2 separate regions of the Mus musculus genome follow, and region 2 is linked to region 1. Evidence: chromatin contacts called from ENCODE Hi-C or POLR2A ChIA-PET data. All regions are on one chromosome and are shown on one strand. Each heading gives the region's core, a stretch centred on a gene start or an enhancer-like site at or near the end of the contact. The rest is flanking DNA. Distances are from core to core; before and after follow the strand shown.

Region 1 (4,921 bases), core at 1,780-4,279:
ATGGTTTCCCTCCACCCCTGGCTTTGGAGGCAATGCTTAAGGTTCTCAGTGTATCACCAGGATCACCAGGCAGTCAGATTTCGACCCTGCTCCCCAATCCCTGATCCCACCTGTTTAGCTTGTCTGTCCCAGAAGCCCACCAGGTGGGCACCTCAGGCCACCAACTCACATCTGGTTTCAGTTCTTGTGTCAAATGTCCCTTTCATCTCCAGGTCACTTTCCAAGCCTGCACACATGGTCCCCAGGACTGCCCCAGGACAGCTGGCCCTGACGAGTCCCTACCCCCACTGCACAACTGTCCCGGGACTTCCTTCTACCAACAGCCCAACCCAAAGGTCTGCTCTACTCCTCATTGGCTATGAAACTCTGCTAAAGATCCTCCAAGGTGTTCCTTTCCTCTGCTGGGCAGAGGGGCTCAGGAAAGCAGAACACACAACACAGATTGGGAGACTGAAAAGAAGCCGTATGTATGTCAAAAATAGCACCCGGCACCCAGCAAGGCTGCATCTGTGTGCACAAGTGCCTATGCCTGCTCCCACTCTTCCCCCCACGGGCAGGGGGCTGAACCCAGGGCCTCGCACATGCTGGGCTGTACTCCCAACCCTTATCATTATTTTTAAATGTTAAGGCAGAGTCTCACCACGTGGCTCTGGCTGGCTTTGAATGAACCTGTACCTTGGCTAGGCACTGAACTTGCAATCCTCCTGCCTCAGCCCCTTCAGTAGCTGAGATTACCAGCCTCTGCCACCAAGCTTGGCTATACTATTCTTAAGCTTTGCTTCTCCCAGGCCCTCTATTTTCCAGCTGCAGTAATAGTTCAACCATTATCAAGGGTTAGCCTCGTAAGCCCTCTGCTTGGGTTCCTCTGATCTCACAGCCACAGGGCCAGCATGTGACCTTGTGGCCGCTACTTACCATCTCTATACCTTAACTTCCTTATTGTGAAGCAACGAAAAGTCAGTCTGTCACCTATCTCATGGAGTGTTAACAAATCAGATAGAGGCCTGCAGCTCTCAGAGCTGTGTAATAGGACACCCTGTGGTCCCTGCTCCCTGCAGGGGACAGGGGATGCTCCTGCCCCCATACTTCTGTCCTTGTTCTTCCTCCAGCCTGGGACACCTGCTTCACATTCCATCTCTGCCCGTCAAGTCCTCCCTGGGGGATGTCTTGAGTGCAGACTCTGAGCTGTGCCCATGTGTGTCAAGGCTTAGACGTAGTAGAGCAAAACTGGGTGTTGCTCTCAGCCGGCCTCGTACCCCACCCCATCCCCAGCACACGCCAGCTTGGGACTGTGTGTGTCACATGAATCCTTAGAACCTCAGGACGCCCTTTGTAGGGCAGATAAAGAGAGATGAGAGTTGTGTCCCCAGGACTCTATAAACAAAACAAGTCACCCAAGCTTGGTGCTAGGCCATGAAGGCCCCTGTAGCTCTCAGCAACCCCTTCCTTCTCTTCACCTCATCCCCTGGTCTGTAAAGCAATGGCTGAAGGGGCTTCTCTCACTGACTTGTGCCCAGCCCAATAAGCAAGAGTGCCTGACAGCAGCAGGAGGAGGTTCGAAGGAGCCTGGCCCAGGACAGACCCCCTTTCTTGTAAACCAGAAGTACAAGAAGATGGGATTTCCCTCCCGAATTATTTAATCAAGAACTCAGCACCAGAAAAGGCTGGACCAGGAACCTCCAGTTTTCCAGAGGTTCAGTGTGTTGCAGTAATTCCTTCTTCAAAGCGAATTCCTGGACCGACCCTCTTCAGTGCCCATAATCTATCAATCCCTTGTTTGATCTGCAGGCTCCCTAACCATGACCTGAGCAAGGCAGACACATTCCTGTTCTTGACTCTCCCACTCCGGGCACTGTACTCTGAGAGTGTCCTCCATATCTCCTACCTGCCAAACTCCTCACTTGTGCAGCCAAAAGTGGCAGCCTCTAGAAAATCTCTGTAACCCTCATGGGTGACCCAACCAGGCTGCCCTCCTCCGAGCCCCGGAGCCTCCACTCTTACAACCCCTGGAAAGTTATTTACAGCCCGGGCTTATCTCTCCCAGCCCAGGGACAGATCCTTCAGGAAGGGGCTGCCTTTCCCCATATCCCACTCCTTTCACACTGCCTACGGCAGCCACCACAGGAGGAACTAGCACTGCACGAGGAAACCAGGAAAATTGCCCCCAGCGACCATTTATCCTTCCAGGACATCCCTTAGCTTCGGACCTTCAGCAGCTCTTTAGGGAGTCTCCAATCAGATCCCAAGGAGCCGGTACTAACTATCCTTCTGACAGACCGAGTACTCGGAGGCCCCAGAAGGTGACACTTCCCCCAAGGTCCCCAGGTGGAAGGGGTCAAAACTCTCTTAGCAGACCTCCTGGAGGCTGACAGGCCATGATCCCGAACTGGACCCTGTGTCCTGAACTGAGCAGACTCTCTCTGAGTTGTGCCACTTGGAGAGGATGTTTCCCTAGTCCCTCACTGGCCTTTGAGCAACCCTGGCCTGGATGAGAAAATCCGCTCACCCACTTCGCAAGCCCGCGGAGGGTAAGAACAGCATATCACAGAAGAAGTCGCCGAGCTAAGAACGGCTCGCCCACGACGCCCAAGCCAACTTAGCCTCGCAGATTTTGGTGGGCTCACCCAACCTCTCCAGCTTCTCGCCCAATGGCCCATTGGAGTGAAAACGGAGTCCTACTTACAGCCACTTGATGCCATAGCACACGCCGGTGTGGAGCGCCAAGGCAAAGAGCAGAGCCTCGCAGACCTGCGGCCGCGCCCTCATCGTCGCGCGCGCCCGGCGCTCCCGGGGGTCGCACCCTGCAGGAGCCGCACCGAACTCCGCCGCCTGCAGGCCACCGCTGCTGTTCCTGCGCGCACGCCGCCTGCAATCACGGAGAACAGGGCGGCGGGTTAAGGCGGCGCGCGGGCTGGGAGGCGTTTTATTCAAATTACAAAGGAGGGGTCGGGCCGGGGAGGCTGAGCGAGGAAGGAGTCCGCTCTCTCCCCGAACCGCCCGAGACCCGCCGGCGTCAGGCTCGGATTAGGTGAGACCCTAGCGCGGCCGAGGGCGTGTCGCCCAGGGCAGATCAGGGTTGAGCGGCCCAGGAAGGACAGGGTGAAGCAGATAGGAGGTTCTCGGGAGACCCAGCAGAGAGTCTGGAGAGGACCGCAAGGAGGAGACCCCACCACCAGCAGCAGCGCGAAAACCAACTGACGTAGCGACCGCAAGGAGAGGAACTGATCCGGAATATGATTTAGGCTCCTATACTAATCCACGATATCGATTATTAGTTATTGCAGCTTTAATGAGTCTACAGTTTATTCATCTGCGAATGGGGTGATCTGAGCAGAATTCTCCTTTTACAGAGAACAGTCTCCCAGTGTAGCCAGCCATCTTTACTCCTCTCAGACCTGTGATGGGTATTGTCACTCCATCCATCTCAGATGAGGAAACCGAGGCCCAGAGATGTGGAAACATCTGTTCAGTTAGTTGTTAGGCTGTTCAGTTAGTGAGCACCCGTCTGGTGCTGGGCTGTTGAGCTATTTTGTCTACCTGTGCCGGGTAAGCTAAGGGCAGGGAGAACACAGAAGACGGTGCTATTTCTGGGCACCTACTTTCCAGTAAGGGAAGGGGAAACTGCAAAAATGGGGTGGAGGTGGGTGCTCTTTACACACTGAGGCATCTCCAGCGCCTGAAGAGCTACTTCAGACTTGCCACTTCAGTGCCTCGGTCCGGACGAGGCAGCGCCAAAGCTCCCTAGCAGAGCAGGGAAGCTCCAGGCCTGCAAGAGGTTGATTCTGGGACCGCCAGGCGGCGAGCTAGGGCCGCGGAGGAGCCGCCACCCCGCCCGCTTGCAGCCTGCGGAGCTGCTTTCTGAGGCTTGACTCCCTTCTCATCATTCTCACCTCATTAACTCCCTTCCAGGCTTCTCCCAAATTTACCAACACCTGGCATTCGCCCCGAGTCATACACAGCCCCTCTCCTCTCTGGAGCAGCAAGGACAAAGGGATTCCTTCCAAAAGGGTCTACAGAGTCTGAGGAAGGAGGTGCCAGACTTGGGGGGGGGGGGGTCTCTGGAACAGGGAAGAGCGGTTCTCATCTGGCTCTGTGAGTTTGGGCAATTCCTCAACCACCCCAGCCTAAGTTTTCCCTTTTATTAAAAAGCAAAGACCTGGACTCCAGCTTTCTGATCTTCGTCTGATCTTCTCTCTGTATCCGCTATTATTATACATACCTGTGTAGCCTATGCACGCCTGTGTGTTTCAAATGTACAGGCTTGAACACACACACACACACACACACACACACACACACACGTTTGAAACGTCATAGTTTTCTGGGGCCTTCTGGCAGAATCCAGAGGAATTCAAGCAGAAAACCTTGAATTACCCCCCCCCCTTCACAGAGTCCCCCAAGTCTGAAATGCTTGGCACAAACACGACTCCAAGCTGGGGTCTCAACGGGATTTTTGGTGCAGTCCGAATCTTCCTCTTACCTCTTCCGTATCCAGATCTTTCCCTCCCTGTTGGAAGTTTGCACACTTCCCCCAAATCAGAAAAATGTCTGCAGGATCAGATCGCAGAGGAGGGGGGGGGCCTCAAAACACCAGTCATTGTCTCTTTGTTCCCACTTAAAGTGTGGGATCCCCGAAGGCACCCAGAGTTTCTAAGTGGGAAGGGATCGCTAAGTCGCAGAAGGAATCTCAAGGACTTACACCGGGGTATCAATATACGACTCCCAGTGAGAGGAAGGGTGGCCCAAACCGCACAGCAGTCGGTCGGGGACCCAGGCCTCCAGCTATTCCCTGCTCTTCCCAGCAGCTCCAGAGGCCCTAGACTTCTCCTTCCGTCACCCCGGCGCGTTGCTTAAAAGGCACCTTGGTCTCTGGGTACTGATATTATTCTCGTCCTACCTAAGAAGGTCCAGGACAGCCTTG
Region 2 (5,063 bases), core at 2,455-4,954, 570 kb before region 1:
GGGAAAGAACTGGAGGCCAAGGAAGGCCAGGCCTTCCTAGATGTGTGAGCCCCAGGCCCTGGAAGTCCAGGCCTTCCTATGCGTGTGTGCCTCCAGGTGATCCAGTCTTCCCAGGTCCTGCCCATTTTGTCACAGCTAAGGGTGGCTTTCTCCTGAGGCCTCAGCCTGTCCTTCCCTCAGGTTCTGGGCTCTGTCACTGGAATTTTAGAGGTTCCCACTGGGGTCAGGAGTGACTTCTAGACAGCTAGCGTTTCACCACTAAGGCCCTCCTTCCCTCAAGATGACCTCAATGTAGCAAAAGCAGCTCCAATGGCAAATACAGGCACAGCGCTTTACAGTTTACAAAGAGCTTCCATGTGCGTCATCCCGGGAAGGTGTCTCACTGACTTCCCAGGTCTTACCACGATCTGCATTTCACAGACACCATCTGTGAGAGGAACAGGAAGTCACCTGAGGCCTCCTCAGATGCTGGGAATCACAGATTCTGAGCTTTGGCGGTGGGCAGAGGACCACATGTCTTCAGAGCCTTCTTCCTCAGGCAAGGGCTTGAGAGATAAAACTGTGCTTGGGAGACAGTCAAGGCAATGGGTTTGACAGGCCCAAGTACTTGCCTAGAGGCCTTGGATTCTCTCAGGACTCAAAGACTGTAGAGACCTGTTCTTCTAGGTTATCAGTTCTTAACCTGTGAGTCACAACCCCTCTGACAAACCCAAAAAATCCAAAAATAATTATATCATCATTTCTAACAGTAATAAAATAACAGCTATGAAATAGCAATGAAAATAGTTTCTTACATTGGGGTCACCACAATATGAGGAACTGTATTACAGGGTTTCAGCATTAAGAACACTGCTACAAGTCACAAGCACAGGACTGAAGAGTCAACAGGAGTGGCCAGCCCAGCCAGGCACAGTGTGACACATGCCTTTAGTCCCAGCACTTGGGAAGCAGAAGCAGAGACAGGTAGATCTATGTGAGTCCATAACTAGCCTGGTCTGCATAGTGAGTTCCAGGCCAGCCAGCCACCTAGTGAGATACTATCTCAATAAAAGAATGACTAGTCCTACCCAGAGAACAGAGCTTTTCTTCACAAAACCATAGACTTCAGGCCTTTTATATGTCCCAAACCAATCTCAACATCAGCTCACACAGCCGAGCATATCCCGAGCACTCAGTAAGGCAGGAAAGTAAGAACATGAGTTTAAGGCCAGCCTTAACGACATAACAAGCCCTGTCTTAAAATAAATGAATGAATAAGTAAATGTCTTTAAAAATCAGTTCTCCCAAGATGCCCACAACCATAGAATTCTAGAGCAAGCAGACTAGGATTTCAGAATCAGGAAGTTACAAATTTTGGACCAATGAAGTCATAGTGTTACTCTCTCATCTCTCCTCCAGGCAGACGGCCTTGTGCAGCAATAGTGCCTATGCTGTCTCCTTAGACAGGCTCGTATGGTGGTCCTAACTCTCTGGAAACTTGGGCAGCCTCTCCAGGCCATCAAGACTGCTGGAAGGTTGTCCTGGGAGGAGTTCCTGCCCCTGTCTTGGCTCTCTGCTCTCAGGAGCACTGTCAGGTTCTCCCTGAACAATCAGAACCTGTAAGCATCCTGAAGACCTTTGGTTGAGTCTTGAGGACTATCGTGTGTGTGTGTGTGTGTGTGTGTGTGTGTGTGTGAGTGAGTGAGTGAGTGTTAGAATGGTCTGACTCACCACCCTCTCATCTACTCTCAGTGTTCAGGGCTTTGCTCAACAGCCTAGAGTTTCAGTCACAGGGCTCAGCTGGCTTTCTCTCATGCCTCCCTCTGGGACTCTGAGGAGAAAGGGGGTTACTTTCCCTCTTGTTTACCAACCTGGAAGTCTCCATTCCCTCCTCCTTCCTCACCAGGCAGGAGGCAAGTCACTGACCACTTTATTGCCCCTGTCCCTAGCTCCCATTCACACTAACACAGAGGCCTGGTGCAAGCCCTGGGCTGAGACGCCCTGTCCCATAGCCTCTGCTTCTGCCTCTGCCTCTGCCTCTGCCTCTGCCTCTGCCTCTGCCTCTGCCTCTGCCTCTGCCTCTGCCTCTGCCTCTGCCTCTGCCTCTGCCTCTGCCTCTGCCTCTGCCTCTGCCTCTGCCTCTGCCTCTGCCTCTGCCTCTGCCTCTGCCTCTGCCTCTGCCTCTGCCTCTGCCTCTGCCTCTGCCTCTGCCTCTGCCTCTGCCTCTGCCTCTGCCTCTGCCTCTGCCTCTGCCTCTGCCTCTGCCTCTGCCTCTGCCTCTGCCTCTGCCTCTGCCTCTGCCTCTGCCTCTGCCTCTGGGCTCACATGGACTGGCCAAGCCCTGAGAGGCATTACCGATCTCAGTACTTGATCATCAGCTACTTCTGTCCTGACTCCAGCCTCTTGTGGCTACTTATCTGAAGCCCCAAGTATCTGCCACCCTGAACCCCGTGATAGGGACACAAGACACCACAGACCTCTCCCTGCCAAGGAGTCACTGTAACAGGGGACCTGGGTATCACACACTGGGTTAGACATTAAGCAGACGGCTATGTGTTTTCCAGTGGGAAAAACTGGTTAAATGTGCAAAACAAGGAAAGAGAAACCAATCAGTTGTTAAAATCACACGACTAGCAGGTGCACACATGCCTAACCTCAGCTAAGGCAGGACAGAGTTCAAGGCCAGACTACACAACAAGGTTCTGTCTCTAAATCAATCAACCCCACAGCTACAGAGCTATTCCTGAGTCTAAGCTGAACTCTGCCTTTGAGTAATAATCATTAGTTGTTTCCTGACTTATAGGAAAAGAACTACACTGCTTAAAACAACAACAACAACAAGAAAAGAACTCCTCAAATTAGGCACTTTTCTCCTGAAATTGTTTTCTTAAGCTCCTGATGCAGGTTCGCATGCTTTTATCCCGGGTCCGGTGAGGGTGACCTCAGGCAGTGTGCAGGATCTCCTCCCCTGTCTTCCCCTCCCCCATCATCTCCTCCCTGCCCCTCCCCCATCCTCCTCCCATTATTACTGCCTCTCTCTTCCCCACTGCATTCTGCAAAGAGAAGCAGTCTCTCTCTGCCTAGGCATGTCTCAGAACACGAGGCCTAAACCTGTCTTCACCTTGTTCAAAGGTCCAACCATCCTTTCTGGTGATTAGAGAAAGCCTTGATTGGCTGTTGAGGAAGAATTTCTCAGGAGTCAGCAGGCCCACCTTGGGGCTCAGGGCAGTTCCATAGCGCAGGCCTCCAGGTCCACCATTTGCCATTCCTTCCCTTGACTGAAGCACGGCTTTCTCTAGGCTCTCCTCTCTGAGGCTGTGAGCTCATTAAAAGCCCCAAAGTGGAGTTCAAAGGACCAGCTAATATGAGCTATTGAGGCTGCAGACAAGACTACACTGCTTAGGTTCAAACCCCAGATTTCCTACTTAGTTAACTGGGCAAGTGACCAAATGCTTCAGTTTCCTGATTTATAACATGGGGATAAGACATCAACTTCACGGGCTGTTACAGGTGAGCTACGACATCAGACAAGACCTAGAATGTAGACCCCGTACCTAGCAAGGAGCCCCTGTTCTTGGCGCTGCACTTTCCTTATCTCTATATAAATGGGACAACCTTCCTGTTTCTCCTCGTTCTCTTCCTAAGTTGTAGAGTTCTTCCCCAAGGGAGAAGCAGACATTGTTTCAGAAGCAGACAGGGGGCCTGTTCTCTGTAGCCTGTTTCGACTTCCTTTCCCTCACCCCACTTCCTCCCATTCTTCTTTCTTTACCTGGAAGAAGGTCCAGGCGGCTATGGGCTGCACTCCAGGGGTGTCCTGTCCACGGAGACGGTGATGTCACTTCACTCGAAGAGCTGAGGAGACAAGGCAACAAACTTTAACTCCCACCCAGCGTCTTCCACACCTAGCTTTAATGAGCCATGCCCTGGTACTGTCCCCCCAGTAATGCTGCCCACCCCCTGCTGGAGGTGGGCCTGCTGATGGGTAGGTAACCCCTAGTCCCAGGCGAATTAGGGAAGCCATAAAGTTGGTAGCTGATCATATCCTGGGCCCTGAGATCAGGACACATAGTCCCATTTCCATTCCTGCAGGCCAAGGCCAGAGAACCTGTTCCTTGAACACCCATGCCCCTTGCAAGGCCCCAAGAGAAGAGGCTGCAGGTGCTGCTGTGCTGGGACATAAATCTTCATGCTTCCTCGGGAGCTGTGAGACCAGCTGTTCTTCCAAGGAAGCTGCCAGGGGAGGGCTGGTGGGATCTGGGGCACCACAATTATGTGCCTGGGTCTGACTCATGCATTGTCTCCCTGAAGCTCCCACAGCCAGCAGGACAGTCCCCCAACACCCCACACCTAGGCGCTATGAGGAGAGACCGGCTATACAAGTGGAAGGTAGAGGAAGGGGCCTCAGGCCAGCATTTCAAGCTTTAGAGGACATTGCCACCTTGCCTATTCAGGGAAGCCAAGCCTGGCAGGGCCAGGGCCTTTCTGTGTCACAAAGAGCAGCAATGGCTGAGGTCTGGGCCCTTGTCAGTTTGACAGCTCTCCCCAACCCACTCAGATCTTGGAGCCAGCATGAAGTACATACCAGCTTCAGAGTGGGCAGGAGGGGTTGGGTCCAGAGACAGCATGTAGACACAGACGCAAACACCCGCCCCCGCCACCCCATGCCTGCCCCTTCAATCCTAGGGATGTGACGTACTTTATAGTTTACAAAGCACGCTTATTGACACAGGCTTGTTAATGCAAGTCTGTAAACCTAGATAATCAGGAGACCAAGGCAGAAGGATCAAAAAGTTCAAGGCCTTGGGCTTACAGAATGACTGAAGGACAGTTGGGACAACTTATGGGATATCTCAAATATTTTATAAGTTAAAAGAAGGCTTGTGTTACAGCACTCACCAAGGCCCTGGGTTCAAGCCCCCACCTCTAGAAAAAAATGGAACAAATAAAGAAAAACACTTCTTTCCTTTATCTACATCAGGGATGGATCCTCAGGCTTGTGGCAGAGGGATGTAAACAGAGCAGGGTGGCTCAGACTTGAGAATGCCCCCCCACAACATCACACACACACACACACACACACACAC

The links. A loop is a pair of places that touch in the nucleus more often than their neighbours do. ChIA-PET counts read pairs that join two places held with the same protein, here RNA polymerase II (POLR2A).
Region 2: a map of mouse embryonic stem cell shows a loop between it and region 1 (3-fold over the local background). The contact joins the enhancer-like site here to the promoter of Wnt11 in region 1. A Hi-C loop is called at or near these places in 1 of 37 maps with a recorded cell type or tissue (mouse embryonic stem cell). POLR2A ChIA-PET finds 5 or more read pairs at or near these places in 1 of 5 experiments (embryonic stem cell).

Annotation. Positions count from the first base shown.
Region 1 is chr7:98,836,953-98,841,873 of GRCm38, reverse strand. Wnt11 (wingless-type MMTV integration site family, member 11) reads right to left here and starts at 3,029. Exons shown (of 5, transcript NM_009519.2): 1 at 2,684-3,029. The coding sequence starts at 2,766.
Region 2 is chr7:99,409,177-99,414,239 of GRCm38, reverse strand. Gdpd5 (glycerophosphodiester phosphodiesterase domain containing 5) reads right to left here. Exons shown (of 18, transcript NM_201352.3): 3 at 3,749-3,831. Among named protein-coding and RNA genes, the nearest start is that of Gdpd5, 30 kb to the right of the region's middle. Within about 2 kb of position 3,704, at least 1 of the 3 ENCODE cell types and tissues checked has a DNase peak (open chromatin) inside an H3K27ac peak, as active enhancers do.